Regions from separate parts of the Homo sapiens genome. Here region 2 is linked to region 1. A link is a loop called in an ENCODE intact Hi-C map of the cell type or tissue named here. Cell type or tissue: left ventricle myocardium inferior. All regions are shown on one strand. Links, peaks and the distances in the headings refer to the core of each region. The heading gives the core; the rest is flanking DNA.

Region 1 (8,335 bases), core at 235-8,234:
TTATTTTTAACCTACTAAAAGGGACCCTCTTAGAAATGCAAATCAAAACCACAATGAGATGCCATCTCACGCCAGTCAGAATGGCAATTATTAAAAAGTCAAGAAACAACAGATGCTGGTGAGGTTGTACAGAAATAGGAATGCTTTTACACTATTAGTGGGAATGTAAATTAGTTCAACCATTGTGGAAGATGGTGGTTCCTCAAAGACCTAGAACCAGAAATACCATTTGACCCAGCAATCCCATTACTGGGTATATACCCAAAGGAATGAATATATGTCATTCTATTATAAAGATACATGCACGCATATGTTCATTGCAGCACTATTCACAATAGCAAAGACATGAAATGAACCCAAATGCCCATCAATGATAGGCTGGATAAAGAAAATGTGGTATACATATACCATGGAATACTATGCAGTATTCCATACTATGAACAAGATCCTGTCCTTTGCAGGCACAAGGATGAAGCTGGAAGCTATTATCCTCTGCAAACCAATGCAAGAACAGAAAACCAAATACTGCATGATCTCACTTATAAGTGGGAGCTGAACATTGAGAACACATGGACACAGGAAGGGGAACATCACACACTGGGGCCTGTTGGGGGAGAGTGGTGGCTGAGGAAGAGCATTAGGGAAAAGAGCAAATGCATGCTGGGCTTAATACCTAGGTGACGGGTTGATAGGTGCAGCAAACCACCATGGCACACATTTATCTATGTAACAAACCTGCACATCCTGCAAATGTAGCCCGGAATGTACAAATTTAAAATTAAAATTAAAAAAAAACAGCACATCAAAAGTTCCACATTCAGGAAAGCAAATTAGTAGAAAAGCTCAATAATATAAATAGTCTCTCCTCCAGCTGTTTAAATAAAATGACATCTGATAATTTTTAAAAAGTGGCTCTCTTGAAAATATTATAAATATAGCTATATGATTCTTATTTGCTGAAGATAGAGACCCTGGCATATATTCTAACCATTTTATCATTCTTTCTACTAACCACAATGATCCAGATTCTTAAAATGGAATTAAATACAGCAGTACTTTATGATATTCTATAAAAAGTTGGGTAATTTCCAGATGATTGGCCACACAAACAAGTTTGAGAAGGCAGCTGGTTTTGTGGGGAAAATCTCAGGGTAGGAATCACACAGGCCTTGATTCAAATCCTAGCCTGGACACATTCTAATTGTCTAGCCATCAGCAAGTTAATTAACCTTTCTGAGGCTCAAGACAGTAAAAGTCATACCATTCTCAAAGTGTTTGTATCCCAATATATAAAAAAACTTGGCACATAACAAGCGCATAAATGCTAGTTGTGTCACTGCTGAAATAATGACAATATTAGTAGTAAGATTATGTTTTCCCCTTGAGGTTCCACTAGGTTGGCATGTTCCAATTCCCAAGCAGTTTTTCATCTAAAACCATCTTCCTTTGCCATGGGATAGTGTTTTTAAAAAAATCCCTGGAGCCTGCCCCAATTATAAAAGAAGATAACTTGACTTCATTTAACTGCAGCCTCAGCATTTGAATTTAATTGAACAGGAAATAATTATTCTTGAAGAGCGGAGGTTTTTGAGGTTCTGCGAGGCAATATAAGATACGTATCTCGTTACATTAGACCTTGGCAAATATACTTTTAATAATCAGCTGCTACTTAACATACCTTCCGCCTGCTATTAAATTTCCAGCAGGAACTACGGACACGATATATTGGGGAGGGAGGGGGCTGAACGGCTGATGAGTTATTTAAAAAGTGATTTATTTACCAAGGCAAGCCATTTGCAAATTCAATAATAAATCTATTTAGGAGTAGTTAACCTCTATAACTCTGTTTTTAATAATCAGTTGGTGTTTGGGTAACGTACAACGTCTGTCTCATTAACTCGGCATTAAGTCCTTATTTAGGTACTTAGTCTGAAGTGTGACCCAATCAGCCATGAGGTGGTAATGAGGCACTGGCTATAGGTCCTTGATCATCCAAGGACCTGGGTCCTTCCCTGGCTGCACCAGCTCTGGTTGGGGAGTTGGGGAACCATGAGTTATCTAATGCTCCTCTCTTTGCTCCTCACAGTGCCTCTCATGACAAAGACTTGACACCACCACCTTCCTCCAGGGGAAAGAAGAAAAAGAAGAAATCCACTCGGAAGAAGAGAAGGAGGTAAGAGCACCAAGAGGGAGATAAAACCTGTAAGATGCAGGCAGGGACAAAATATGGGTTTCAAAGTCAGACAGTGGCTCCCTCTTGGGTTCAAATCCCCTCTCTGATGCTTAACTAGCTGTGTGACCTTGGGCAAGTCACTTTACATCTCTGTTCCTGTTTTTATTATACTTCTCCAAAATGGTGATAATATCTACCTTTTGAGATTTCATGAAAATTACATGAAAAATTAATGTGGAAGCGGCTGTCACAGTACCTGGCACATGGTAAATGACTAATTAATAGGAAGCATAGTCTTTTTTTTTTTTTTTTTTTTTTGAGACGGAGTCTCGCTCTGTCACCCAGGCTGGAGTGCACTGGCATGATCTCGGCTCCCTGCAATCTCCGCCTCCCAGGTTCACTCCATTCTCCTGCCTCAGCCTCCCGAGTAGCTGTGACTACAGGCGCCCGCCACCACGCCAGGCTAATTTTTTGTATTTTTAGTAGAGACAGAATTTCACTGTGTTAGCCAGGATGGTCTCCATCTCCTGACCTTGTGATCCGCCTGCCTCGGCCTTCCAAAGTGCTGGGGTTACAAGCGTGAACCACCGCGCCTGGCCGGAAGCATAGTCTTTAGCATGAATATTGAATTATTTTTTGAGAGCTTACTAGATGCAGAGGACTAGACTAGGCACCGTGGTCTTCATTATCTCTTTTATCCCTGACCATTGTCTACCAGGAAAGCATTATTATTCCCATTTTAGAGATGAGAAAATAAAGGCTCACAGAGGTGGTGACAGGATCTACAGGGGCTTGACGCCAGGTTCTCAGTTGGTTCTACGACGCCCACCTAACTAGTTCAATATCTAGGATAATAGGTGGGTGTTGGAGGGGAGGGGTGCTGTTTGTTTGTTTGCCAGCTATTGACTCTTTGGTATCCTATGCATTTTTTCTACGTCCAATTCCTTTAAAATTTTTTTATATTTAAAATGATTTCCAGATTTGCTTGTAGGCTGCCACTAACTAGACTGAAAGCATCTCTAGTGTGCCAACTCCAGAGGGGCAGGCTTAAATTAACCCTTAAGGCTGCCAACTGAGAATCACAGCAAACTTCTGAGGCAGTATTTATAGAAACCTGTAGGGGGCAGCAGAGAGCAGCATCTGATGACTTGGGCTTCAACTCCAGGTTTTCTGGAACCTTGTTTCACAGACACCCCTTAGCCTCATTCTAAAAGGACAGGCTCAAAGAGGAGCCAGGGGGAAATATGGATGAAGACTCTGAGTCCTAGCCATTGTAGGGTAGGAGATGAAATTGAGGCAAGTGCTTTGGATTTCCTAATTTGAGGGGTGGGCCAGAGAATACTCTAAAAAAGGAAACCTCAGATATTAAGATTCACTAATTGACTCGTTCATCCAGTGAATATTCACTGAGCATGTGTCTGGGGACAAATGTTATGATTCCTTGAAGGCTGAATTGTTTCTCAGCCATTCCCTTCTGCAGACATGTTTTGTTTGACCTGCAAAGTGATTTGATTTTTTTTTTAATTGGTGGTCAACATTTCCAAATCGGGAGATTTCATATGAAAATGTGGAGTTTTGGAGGCTCCTTTAGAAAAGGCAGGTGCTGTAGAAGCCCAGACCTGAATTCCTACACAGGATCTTCGGCTAATCTGAGAAGCAGACTCCCCTCCAGCCAGAACCTCTCTGGTTCCCCCACAGTCCCCACTACTCCCTACTGTCTTCCACCCAGCCTGCTTCATCCATTCATGTTACCTGAGAGGGCCCTGTTAGCATTGAATTTGTAACCTCTCATCTGTTTCAACCCTGGTCTTTTGTCAGCGGGGAAATAAGAGACTTAGAGATGAGCCTTGACATGCCCAAGGTGGCTCTGTGAGTTGGTAGTAGTCAAGATTGGAACTTAGGTCACCTGAGCCTCAGTCTTGAGTCATCACCATGGACTCAGAGTAGCTCTGTTGCTCAGGTAACACTTTGATGGCACTATCCGTGCAGCCGCAGCCTGGCAAGATATCCTTCAGGGGCTCAGTCTTACCAGGGAGACAAAGGATGGGGCAAAGGAGAAACCCTGAGACTTTGAGAGGAGGGTTGCAGCTTGAAGGGAGAACAGCAGACAGAAGGAAGCCTTTCCAGCTTGACCAGGCAGGCAGCTGTGAGGTGCTATGGTGACTGAGAGCAAAAACCAGTGGGATCCCAGCTCATCTACTTCCTAGCTGTGTGTCTTTAGGCCGGTCACTTCACCTCTCTGAACTTCATTTTCTTTGTCTGAAAAGGGAGGGTAGCAATTGTACCTACCTAAGAAGTGTGTGAAAGGATTGAATGAGATAATGCTTACAAAACACAAGGTAATGGTTTACATTAACTTGTTAAAAATTAAAATCAAATGAAAAGTAAAATTAAATTTGTGAGCAATTAAAAATTGCTTACAAATGCAAGCTAGTATCAGCATGGATATTATCTTTGATGTGTGTTCCTGCAAGAGCTAAAACCCTGTATAAGGACTGGGGAAGGTTCTTTTTGAAACCAACCTTGGCCTTTAAGAGCCTCCTTCTGAAATGTGTCTTCTTGGCCCTGGCAGGTCCTCATCCTATAGCCCATCGCCTGTCAAGAAAAAGAAGAAGAAAAGTTCCAAGAAACACAAGCGACGCAGGTATTGTCCTTTTTCTCTGCAAACAAGACCTCCCCAGGTGGGGTGGGGAGGACAGTTGATGGCACTAAAAGGTCATCTGGAAGCATATCATGTCATTTATGTAAAACAATTATCTATGTCTTTTTACGTATTTGTGTCTTGTGTAAGCTGGGACTGTGGCTGCGAAGACTAGAGGTCCACACATGCTAACTGAGGCCAGAGGAGGACTTGATTATAAAGAAGCAGGAGTGACTCAGGGACCAGCCAGGCCTGAGCAAGGGGCTAGAACAAGGAGTGGAAAGCTGACAGGACCCACCTGGGACCTGAAGTGCCCGCTGTCTCCTGGTCCCCATGAGGGACATGGCTGCACCCTGCCCCATCTCTCCATGTTGCAGGCCAAGTTGCAAGGAGACACTGAATCTCTCTGTCTTGTTCCTTATTCCAAATTCCCAAGGAAATGCCCCTCTTGTCAGTCCATTGCATGCTAGAGAATGAGATCATGTTGAAAAACATGGCTGTGCTGAGATTTCCCATGCTGGTGCATGGGGATGCAGTGACGGTAGTTACAGCGCATCATGAACTGGGCCCATGTTCCTGGTGTTCACTGTGCACACACACACACACACACGTGTATGTTTACAGGGGAAGGAAAAGACTAAAAGGATACTGTAGTCCTGGCACTTTGGGAGACCAAGGTGGGCAGATCACGAGGTCAGGAGGTCGAGACCATCCTGGCCAACATGGTGAAACCCAGTCTCTACTAAAAATACAAAAATTAGCCAGGTGTGGTGGCACGTGCCTGTAATCCCAGCTATTTGGGACGCTGAGGCAGAAGAATCACTTGAACCGGGGAGTCAGAGGTTGCAGTGAGCCGAGATCGCTCCATTGCACTCCAGCCTGGCAGCAGAGTGAGACTCTGTCTAAAAAACAAACAAACAAACAAACAAACAAAGGATATACAACAGAGGGCTCAGGTTTGTGGTTTATGGCCCAAACCAACACTTTATAATTGGAAGATTCTGCAATACAGAAATACAGTTTTCTAGTTCCTCTGTAGAGTCAGAAGGTCTGTCTTCTCTGGGCCTATTTTCCCACGAGCAACCATCCCCTGGAGCTGAGGAGTTGCCAAGCATTTAGACAGAGTGCTCCAGTTGGCCTTAGGACCTGTCCAGCCTGCTCTACCCACTTACAAAGCCTGCTTGGCCCCTGGAGGCAGGAAGTTTGAAGCTCCCTATACAAGTTATTTGCTGTAGTGAGCTGCGGATAATGGGAAAAGAGTGATTTATATATTACTTTTGCTTATCCGTATCATCCAATTTTCCTACATCAATTGTAGATTACTTGTGCAATTAACAACAGAATGAATGAGAGGTAAGAGGTTGTTTGGGGCTTCCCCCTGCATCTCAAGTCCAGTTCAAAGTTGCACCAGTGTGGCTTTTCCCAATCCAGGGATATGACCACATCTCAGTGCTGGTTGCTAGAGTGGCCTCAAACTCAGTTGGCTCTCACTGGTTATGTCAACCACCTGCCCAGACTTCCTGACTGATGTTATCTGAGTTTGTGTTTACTACAAGGCATGGGCAAACTAATTAGTGAAATGTTGTTAATTTGGTGTCAGCAATCTTTCCCCAAGTGGAGTCCTTTGTAGAGGCAATGGCCCACACTTATGATTCTAGATGGCCACCTTATCACCTCCCTTTGCTGAGCAGCTCCTCCCAATTTGGGGGTTCGCTGGGGGAAGGGAGAACAACTTTCCCATATTTGGGCTCTGGAAGCCAAGTGGCTTCTCACTCACAGATTCCTTCTCATGAGAAAGACACTGACAGACAGTCAGAAACAGGCTTTTCCTGCCCGGTCAGCCCAGGTCTTAGAGCTTTACAGAGTAGGGGGTTCATATGAGGGAGATGATTAGGAGGGGAAATTCTGTTGCTATTCCTTCCCAAACCCTGACCTCCCGAGCACCATCCTACTCCTGGTCCAGCCTCTCCAGGCTCTTGAAATGTTTGGTGAATGATAGCTGACACTTTTGGAGATGGGACCTAGGGGTAGCGAAAGCACTGAGATTTTTTTTTTTTTTTTTGTCTCTCCTCAGTTAGCAAGGCTTCTGAGTTTTTAAAAATTTTTCATTTTTCTAGCTAATGCATGCTGCACTTAATACCTAGGTGATGGGTTGATAGGTGCAGCAAACCACCATGGCACACATTACATGTAGCAAACCAGCACATCCTGCGTATGTACCCCAGAACTTAGAATAAAAATTAAAATTTTTAAAAAATGATTTTTCACATCTATTTATTGAACACCCATTATGTATCATGAATGAGGATTCTGAGTCCCAGAAAAGAAACCAAAACCCAGTCCCTGCCCTCCAATTCTCACATTCTAGTGGGGAAAATCGATCATTCTAATATGGAGAAGTCTGTACCCTGATGATGATAAGCTCAGAGGCTCACCCAGAGCTTGGGGGAGTAGACAGGAGGCATCCAACCAGCCTGAGGGACTCAGAAAATGTTACAAGGAGAAGACGGCCTCCAACTGGAGCACTGAAGAATGAGAAGAAGCTACATGGGTGATGCTGTTTGACTCTGAGCAACTTAATCAACTTCTCTGATCGTCAGTGTTTTTGTAAAATGGTTGTTAATAGTACTCCACAGGGCTTGGGGAAGATTGAATGAGATTGTACGTGACAGGTGCTAAGTACAGAACCTGGCACACAGTAAGAGTTCCACATGTGGAAGCTGGCTGTCTCATGATGATGACGGTGATGATGAGGATGAGGAGGAGGAGGAATGCACAACAAGGGAGAGAGAAGATGAGATGGAGAATGGAGGAGGGGAAAGGCAGAAGACTCTCTCTACGTTCTCCTTATCCAGCCTCATCCAGGACAGATTTACTGACAGTTTTGGGGGAGGATTGGAGCACCGGTAGGCTTTGATCTGGAAATTCAGAATCAAACCAGTATCTCCCATACAATTTTCATAGTCTCTGAAATCTAAGAGAGGAGGAGGATTAGCTAGGTGTCCCGACCCCCTGTAGCGTGATCACAAACATGCTGATACCTTCATACCAGGAAAAAAAAAAACTTTCAAACTCACCTATATTTACGTTTTCCCCTCCCTCCCTTCCTTCACCATCCCTCCCTTTCTTCCTTCCTCCTTTCTCTCCTTCTCTCCCTCTCTCCATCTCTCTCTCTCTCCCTCTCTTTCTCTGCCTTTTTTTTCTTTGATTCTTCTTTTCATTTTTTTTCTTTCTTTCTTTTCAGGTCATTCTCCAAGAAGAGAAGGCACAGGTAAGACTCTTGTTCTCTGACTGCCTGTTCAATTTTCTGCTTTCTCAGCCAGCTTGGGGCAGCTTCTAGGTCAGCCCTCAGTTTCCATCTGTGCTCTTAGGCATGACCCCTTCATCTTCCTGGGCCTCAGTTTCCTCCAAAATGAAGGTCTGGGCTGTTTTTTCTGAGTATTCCAAGCCAGCTTTTGACTTCCATCAGGCCAGGGGGTTGATCTTGGACCAGCCCTATCGATGTCTCGACCCCAGAATGT
Region 2 (8,335 bases), core at 301-8,300, 290 kb after region 1:
GTGATGTCAAGTGTCCTTCCAATTTACCACACTGCCTGAGAGGTTTTCTCTTCCAATACCTGATGTGACTCCCCATCTACTTTGGCACAAGCATTTGAGACCAGACCCATCTAATCTCCTATCACCAAGAGGTTCAGGATCCCATTCATCCATCCAACTGTCCATCCATCTGTCCATCCATCCATCCTTTCATTCATCAAGCATTTATCCAGCACTTGCTGCGTATCAAATCCTGTACTCAAGGCTGGGGATCTACTGCAAGACAAGACGCAATCTTGGCCCCGAAGGAGCTCAGATCTAGAGGAAGAGACAGCCCGACAATCTCAGCATCTCTTTCTACGTTCAAGACAAGGGCATTGAGCTCAGCCTATGGATGTCCAGATGTCCAGTTGTTGTAGGTTTCTAAGGTGTTGGCAGATAATTAAAACCCAGTCTTCTTTTGTTTGACTCAGATAGATTTATCCACTTTTGGAAGGTTGAATTTATTTTAACATCAGTAAACCAATTCAAGATATCCTCAATAATGGATATCATACAAATATTCAACCATCACATTTCTCTGTTTATAGAGCATCAAAGTGCACAGTACATTGTAAAGCTGCTAATTAATTCTTGTAACGCCCTGGTGTCATGAGCAAAAGGCAGATAATAACCCTATTTTACCAGTGGGACCAATGGCCGCTGTAATTCAGCAACTAGCCTGTGGTCATGTGGCAGATCACCTGCATTTTATACCTTCATTAACAGCACAGCTTATTAATTGTAACAATTACATTCACAATTAACATTTATTGAGAGCCCCCATAAACCTGGCTCTGTCCTAAGAACTTTATACACACATCACGTCCATCACTGGAGGTGCAGCCTCATGTTCCTTCCTCAGACTCATGAAAAAATAAGATCTCCCTGCAGCCAGGGAGGTGGAATATTCTGATTGGCTGGGCCTGCATGTGATGTTGTGTTGATTCTCCATCACAAGCCTATGAAGTAGGCTTTGTGATTATTCTCACCTTGCACACAAGGAAACTGAGGCTCAAAGAGTAATCTTATCTGCCAAAGACCCTGGCTGGTGAACTCAGGTCTGTATGACTCCAAATCCCATACCCTGCCCTTTGACTTATTGCACCTGCTGGGTGACATGTTGGAAGGAGAGGATCGTGTATTCTTGTCCTGAGTCTTCCATTCCTTTGCTGTGTGACGTTAGGAAAATTCTCCAGCTTCTCTGAGTCTTAGATTGCACATCTGTTGGTGAAGCAGAGAGAGTACAAGCTTTGGAGCCAAAGTGCAGTTTGTGTTTGAACCCCACCTCTGTTCCTTACTCTGTCATGTAACTGGAAATTAACCTCTCTGGACCTGTTTTCTCATCTGTAAAATGGAGATAATAGCAGTCCTATCCCACAAAATATATTGCAAGGGTAAATGGAAATAATATGTGTAAAACTAAGTGGGTAGCACATAGTATGCACTTAGACACTTAGTAGGTAAATGGCAGCTGTTTTTAGTGTGTCTGTCATGTGATGGAGGTGTTGTGTTGGGTAATCTCTCAACGCTGATGATCTCTGATAATTTTTAAATGAAAGATCTCCCATGGATTTTGGTTTAGCCACAGAGAACTAGTGTAACTCTCCAGGGGTGTAGTTTGGGGTTGTCTTGACAAAAATATTTGCAATATGCTAACAAAATTGTGGTCAAATCAAGATCCTGCTAGTTGCAAATGATAGAAAACCCCAATTCAATGTGGCCTACGCAAAAGAGAAAACTAATTATCTAAGATTAACAAAAAGTCCACAAATAAACCTAGCTTTAGGAATAATGAGTTCCAAGTGTTCGAACATTATCTCCAGATACATACTCTTCTTTCTTCTGTGTTGCCTTCATTCTCAGGCAGGCTTTACCAAGTTGATGGCCAAGATAGTCGCCAAGAGCTCTAGGCTCACATTCTTCCATGGGAGCAACCCCAGCAGAAAGAGATCTTCTCTTTCCCAAGAGCAGCAGCAAATGTCCTGAGACTAAATACCTTGGTTTTTCTTTGGGTCTCAGACTCATGAAAAAATAAGATCCTCCCTGCAGCCAGGGAGGTGGAATATTTTGATTGGCTGGGCCTGCATCCCGTGTTCACCTCCGAAGCCACATGGATGGAAGGTGAGAGAGGAAGGCTCCCATGGGGAGTTGACTGGAGCATCTATGCCTGGGAGGAAACTAGTACCGTCTAGCTGCCAGTCTGCAGATTTCCTGGGCTTGGAGTCTAGGAGCATAACGTCGAGCTTTAATCACCAAGTTGCAGATTTCCTGGGCTTGCAGTCCAAGAGCATAACATTGGGCTTTAATCACCCAGCTACAAATTGGTGTCCCACTCCCAATCACAGTGGCCTGGGGAGAGTCCCAGCAGCCACACTCAAACCCCTCAGCCCCATCTTCCCCCTGTGCCCTCTGCATAAAATCCCAGATCCCAGCTGCTGTCACGATCATGACTGGCCCTTTCTACCGCTCCCTTGTTCCTCACCCCTCCCCTCCACCAACCCTATTGCTATGCTCCAGCTGGACTGAGCCACCTTCACTATCAAGTTCTCACTCACCTCCATCCCGATCTTTGCAAATGCTGTCCCCTCTGCCTGGCACATCTTCCTCCTTCCTCTTCTTTTATTTATTTTTTCAATTGAAAAATGAAAAATTGTATATATTTATGGCATACAACGTGATGTTTTGATGTATGTATACATTGTGGGATGATTGAATCAAGCTAATTAACATATCCATCACCTCACATACTAATCATTCCTCATCCTTTAGAACTGTACTCAGAAGTCATTTCCTTTAGGCCGGGCACAGTGGCTCATGCCTAGAATCCCAGCACTTTTGGAGGCCGAGGTGGGCAGATCACTTGAGGTCAGGAGTTCGAGAACAGCCTGGCCAACATGGCGAAACTCTGTCTCTACTAAAAATACAAAAAAGTTAGCTGGGCATGGTTGCATATGCCTGTAATCTCAGCTACTTGGGAGGCTGAGGCAGGAGAATCACTTGAACCCGGGAGGCTGAGATTGCAGTGAGCCAAGATCACGCCACTGCACTCCAGCCTGGTTGACAGAGTGAGATTCTGTCTCCAAAAAAAATAAAAAGTCATTTTGTTTATCCTTCTGACTGTCCTCCACCCTTGCTGGGTCAGTTGTGTGCTCACACCTCCAGCTCCCTCACTCCCACCACAGCTACATCATATGATATCATAACTGCTTAATTATCTGCCTACCTCCCCCCCACCACCCTGCCATCAATGAGACCCTGAGAGGGAGTTTGGGGGTGGGTGTGTGTTTCCTAGCTCTGAGCTGGGACCCCCAGAGGGGCTCAGGAAGACCTTTTTGAATGGAGAAATATCTGGACAGTGAGGATGATTTATTGACAAGTCCACAGGTCAGAAGAGCAAGGAGCAAGGCACCAAGTGTGAGATGGACTTGAGAAGGTCCTGGTTAGTTGCCAAAGACCCCAACAGGGATGAGGACAGGTAGGTCTGTCAGAGGTTAGGCAGATAGGGCACTCTTGAATCTCAGCTCTAGATAAGATCTTAACCCAGCTCCAAAACCATGACAGATCTAGAGGGTCGTGCCCAGCAGGGCCCCTTAGAGACAAAGATCCTCACCACTCCCTCCCCAAAGGCACATGGAGATGGTTTGAAAGAAATCTTTGCAGTTCCCACAAAAAGCTTGTGATCTGCAAACAAAAATGCTCCCTCACCTACCTTTGAGGCACTTGGCTCACCTCCTTCTAATTTGCATGATGAACCTGCTTGGGTCTCTGATTAACCCCAGGAAAGCATGAAAATGAGCATTTGACATCATCAAGGGCATCCATGCTTGCTCCTCTTTGGAGAAAGGAGCTCCTCTATTCAGGCTTTCACGTTTGAAAATAATAAGCAAGTTCAGCTCATTTCTCCACCCCAGGCTGCAAACTGCAGCCTTCTCCTGTCTCCGTGCACACCCCCAGGAACCGTGTTTGCTAACAACCAAGAGGAAGGTGTTTTGCTTTTCAAACAAGCCTGAACCCCAATTGGTTTCTCAGCGACTTGATCCTCATTGGTGGCAACTGCGGTTTCTCATCCAGCGTTGTTATTGATTTGGTCATAAGTAATTAAGGAGATAATTCTTACTCAATTACATTTCCTTGAATTTCCTGAGGTTGCTAACTCTGTTCCCCGGCTGTATTTTCTTTTCCAAATTAATTTTGTCTTGACTCTGAAATGAGCATGGATATTACAAGGCTTGTTGTGCTTGTTGATTTTCACGGTAACAAAGTCGGGCTCTGTATTTTAACTCCAACTAGGGCTCTCAAACTCTGTTAGTTTTTAGAAAATTAATGTAAAACATTCTCAGATTTAAAAAAAACCAAAAACAAATATCATCAAAAATCTTCTGCTGTAAAGCAGGAGTCCCTCTTCCCTGCCCTCTTCTCATCCTTGATGCCATCCCTCAGGGCAGCCGTGTCTAACACTTTTTGCTACTTCCTCCAATGACCCGTGCCTCTAAATTATATAAGTTTTACGTGTATTTCTTAGTTTATGCATTTAAAACTTGAATAATTTTCTGCTGTGAAAGATGAGGATCTAGTTACCGCATCCCCACACCACTCCCCACCCCTAACTCCCACCCTCCAAAAGTAGCCTTACCTTCAGCTCCCCTAGTGGTTAATTCTGTAATTAAAAAATATAGATGAGGCTGGGTGTGGTGGCTCACGCCTGTAATCCCAGCACTTTGGGAGGCCAAGGCAGGCGGATCCCCAGAGATCAGGAGTTCGAGACCAGCCTGACCAACATAGAGAAACTCCGCCCTTACTAAAAATACAAAATTAGCTGGGAGTGGTGGCACATGCCTGTAATCCCAGCTATTCAGGAGGCTGAGGCAGGAGAATCGCTTGAACCCGGGAGGCAGAGATTGTGGTGAGCAGAGATCGTGCCATTGCACTCCAGCCTGGGCAACAAGAGGGAAACTCTGTCTCAAAAAATATATATATATATAGATATATATATATAGAGAGAGAGAGAGAGAGTTGGGGTCTTCTTGCCTCATTCACCCTAGACAGCGTCTTTGACTCCTTACTTTGTGGAAGAGATGAGGGTCTCATCAGCTCCCCTTGCGTCTTTATTACTATTTTTACATTGTCAAGATCAATAGCATTCACATTCCATACCCATAATTCAGTTTCCCAGGCTTTGTCTCTGAGTTGTCTAAAAGTTGAAAAATCAACACATATTGAAGTTTTATTTTCATCCCTTCATCCACTCACTGAACAAATAACTGCCAAGAAGCCACTCTTTGTTTGGCATTGTGCCTGAAACCAAAAACACAATGTGACAAGGTCATACTCCTCGCATACATTGCAATGCTAGAATCCAGAGGAGGAGAGAGAAAACAGCATTTACAATGTAAGAGGAATAGCTGCTTAAATCAGTGGTTTTGAATATGTTTAAAATATGAATACAAAACATAATAAAAAGGTAAGCTGAATATAGCAAAAAAAAAAAAAGGTTTTAAATTGGAGCTGCTTGGTTTTCTTTTTACTTCATGAATATAAGCCAAGTCTTGGTGCTCCAGCCCCACCCACTTACCTACATACCCCCACTGATCCTCAGGCTGAAGCCAGAGCACCAGAGGATGCAATACACTAGGGTTTCTCTACTTCCTCCAGGGACTGAGACATGGTGACAGGCATCACGGCTGCATTTTGGTTTCATGTTTGTAAAGTTCCTTCATCAGCAGTGAGTCTTTACAGCATTCAATGTTCATAACACGCTGGCTGGAAATACCACTTTAGGGACAGCTAAGGACAAATATCTTCTTGTCATGAGAGGTGCCAGAACAGTCACCACAATGCCAGTGGGGTCAGCAGAGAACACCGAGGGGACATCCAGGGCCATAGGGGGGTATATTCTGACTGCCCTTGGCATGAATGTCCCATCCAGGTGGGGTGTGTGTACGTAAATGGAGCATAACACTAGAAGCCAGGTGGCCAAGTGCAGTAGGAAAATTAAAATTATAAGATGATGTATCTGGCCAGGCACTGTGGCTCACACCTATAATCCCAGCACTTTGGGAGGCCAAGGCGGGACAATTACTTGAGGCTAGGAGTTCAACATCAGCCTCGGCAACATAGTGACAACTCACCTCTACAAAAAAAAAGAAAAGAAAAGAAAAGAAAAAGAAATTTAATTAGCCAGGCATGGTGGCACGTGCCTGTGGTCCCAGCTACTTGGGAGCCTCAGGAAGGAGGATCACTTGAGCCCGAGAGTTCGAGACTGCAGCGAGCTATGATCATGCCACTGCACTCCAGTCTGGGTGACAGAGCAAGACCCTGTCTCAAAAATAAATTAATTAATTACTAAAAATATGTTGTATCTATCCAAGCACACATGCATGCATATGTACCAATTAAGAAAGCCCGAGATTGTTGTTCTACTTGCTTACCTTGGAAACGACCCAGTAGTTTCTTCACTTAATGATCACCACTGGGTTCATTTCCTGACCCTGTAGTTATATGCAGTCACTCTGCCCCTCCATGCCTTGGTAGTGGCTTTTTTTTAACCCATAAAATGGGCACTCCAGAAGGTGTATTTCTTATGGCTCTTGCCCAAACAGTTAGCAAATGGCAGAGCTGGGATTTAAAACCAAGTCTGTCTGATTAAGTCTGTGCTTTTCAATACTACAATCTACTGTCTCCTGTGGTAGTTCAGTTATGGAATGATCTTGTTTACAACCAAGTCATGCCCAGGCCGTGGACAAAAAATTAAATTAAATTAAAAATAAAAAGGTTTTCTCTGCTTTATTTTATTAGAAATAAAAAGGTTTTTTTTAAATGCATATGGGAGCCAGCTAATGGCTCACACCCTGAAACAGACCAACACATTTTTCTTGCCAATAGGGGAGACTGTTATAGTCAAAGAAGAGCTATTAATTTTGTGACTAGCCCCTAAAGAGAAAGTAAATGAGTTTATGTAACCCAAATCATCAACTGTTTCTTGTGGAGAGTTTATTCCTGTATAGCTGTATTTCAGTTACATATTTCTATGTGACAAATTACTCTAAACCTTAGCAGCTTAAGGCAACAAACATTGATTATCTCACAATCTCTGTGGGTCGGGAATCTAGGCATGGCTTAGCTGGGAGCCTCTGCTTCAGGATCTCCTGAGGCCACACTGAAGATGGCAGCTGGGCCTACAGTTATTTCAAGACTCAACAGGGAGACGGCTCACTCCTGAGCTCATACACTTGGCTATTGGCTGGTATCAGGTGCTTTCTGGCTGTAGGCTAGAGATGTATTAGGCTGGTGCAAACGTAGTTGTGGTTTCTGCCATTTAAAAGTAATAGCAAGGGCTGGGCGCAGTGGCTCACACCTGTAATCTCAGCACTTTGGGAGGCCGAGGTGGGTGGATCACGAGGTCAGGAGATCGAAACCATCCTGGCTAACACGGTGAAACCCTGTCTCTACTAAAAAAAATACAAAAAATTAGCCAGGCGTGGTGGCGGGCGCCTGTAGTCCCAGCTACTTGGGAGGCTGAGGCAGGAGAATGGTGTGAACCTGGAGGCAGAGCTTGCAGTGAGCCGAGATCAGGCCACTGCACTCCAGCCTGGGTGACAGAGCGAGACTCCGTCTCAAAAAAAAAACAAAGAGTAATAGCAATAACCGCAATGACATTGGCACCAACCTAATAAGTTTCTTGCTATGTGGACCTCTCCCAAAGAGAAGCTCACAACTTGGAAGCTGGTTTTCCCCAGATCAAGAGCAGGTGCCCAAGACAGAAGCCATGTTTATCCTGTAACCTCATCTCAGAAGGGACATTGCATCACTTTTGCCATGTTCTAGTCATTAGAAGTGAGTTACTAGGTTCAGCCCAACCTCCAGGGGAGGAGATTATACAAGAGTGTGAGTACCAGGAGGTGGGTATCATGGGGGATATCTTAAGAGGCTGCCTACCACAGACTCCGGTGTAGGGGAAAGCAAAACCTAGATCCTGATCATCGCCAACCTGGGTGCTGGGTGCCCCGGGATCTCCAGGCAAAATAAAAACACAGCTCTTGTCTTAGCAACAGTGTTGCTCAACCTCAGCACTCTTGAAAGTTTGGAGCTGATACGGCTTTGTGGGGGAAGAAGGACTGTCCTGTATATTGTAGGATGTTTAGCAGCATCATGGGCATCTACTTACTAGATGCACCACCCCCCAACCCCCAGCAAGTTGTGACAGCCAAAAAGAACTTCTGTAACACCTTGGGAAGTTGCCTGGTTATCTACTGAAGGTCTCCCTTGCAATGAGGAAGAGGAGGTATTGCAGCTACTAGGCAGCAGCAAGACCTTA

What was found. A loop is a pair of places that touch in the nucleus more often than their neighbours do. Peaks named below come from ENCODE experiments on the same cell type or tissue, not always from the same donor. Only the 100,000 strongest peaks of a DNase experiment are listed, where the experiment ranks them.
Region 2: it touches region 1 in a loop (6-fold over the local background); 93 of 110 quality-filtered maps call a loop at or near these places.

The regions. Positions count from the first base shown.
Region 1 is chr12:119,112,192-119,120,526 of GRCh38, forward strand. It overlaps SRRM4 (serine/arginine repetitive matrix 4), which reads left to right. Exons shown (of 13, transcript NM_194286.4): 3 at 2,087-2,173; 4 at 4,746-4,817; 5 at 8,059-8,085. It overlaps LOC105370021 (a long non-coding RNA gene), which reads right to left. Exons shown (of 3, transcript XR_945429.3): 2 at 4,696-4,768. Among named protein-coding and RNA genes, the nearest start is that of HSPB8, 63 kb to the right of the region's middle. In left ventricle myocardium inferior, for the core only: CTCF peaks have their summits at 3,287 (motif pointing right) and 3,494; no DNase peak of the experiment used is centred there.
Region 2 is chr12:119,401,189-119,409,523 of GRCh38, forward strand. All of the region lies in intron 1 of CCDC60 (coiled-coil domain containing 60), which reads left to right. The region is part of intron 2 of PRKAB1-AS1 (PRKAB1, TMEM233 and CCDC60 antisense RNA 1); the gene reads right to left. Among named protein-coding and RNA genes, the nearest start is that of CCDC60, 71 kb to the left of the region's middle. In left ventricle myocardium inferior, for the core only: a CTCF peak has its summit at 4,639; no DNase peak of the experiment used is centred there; H3K27ac peaks cover 1,429 bases.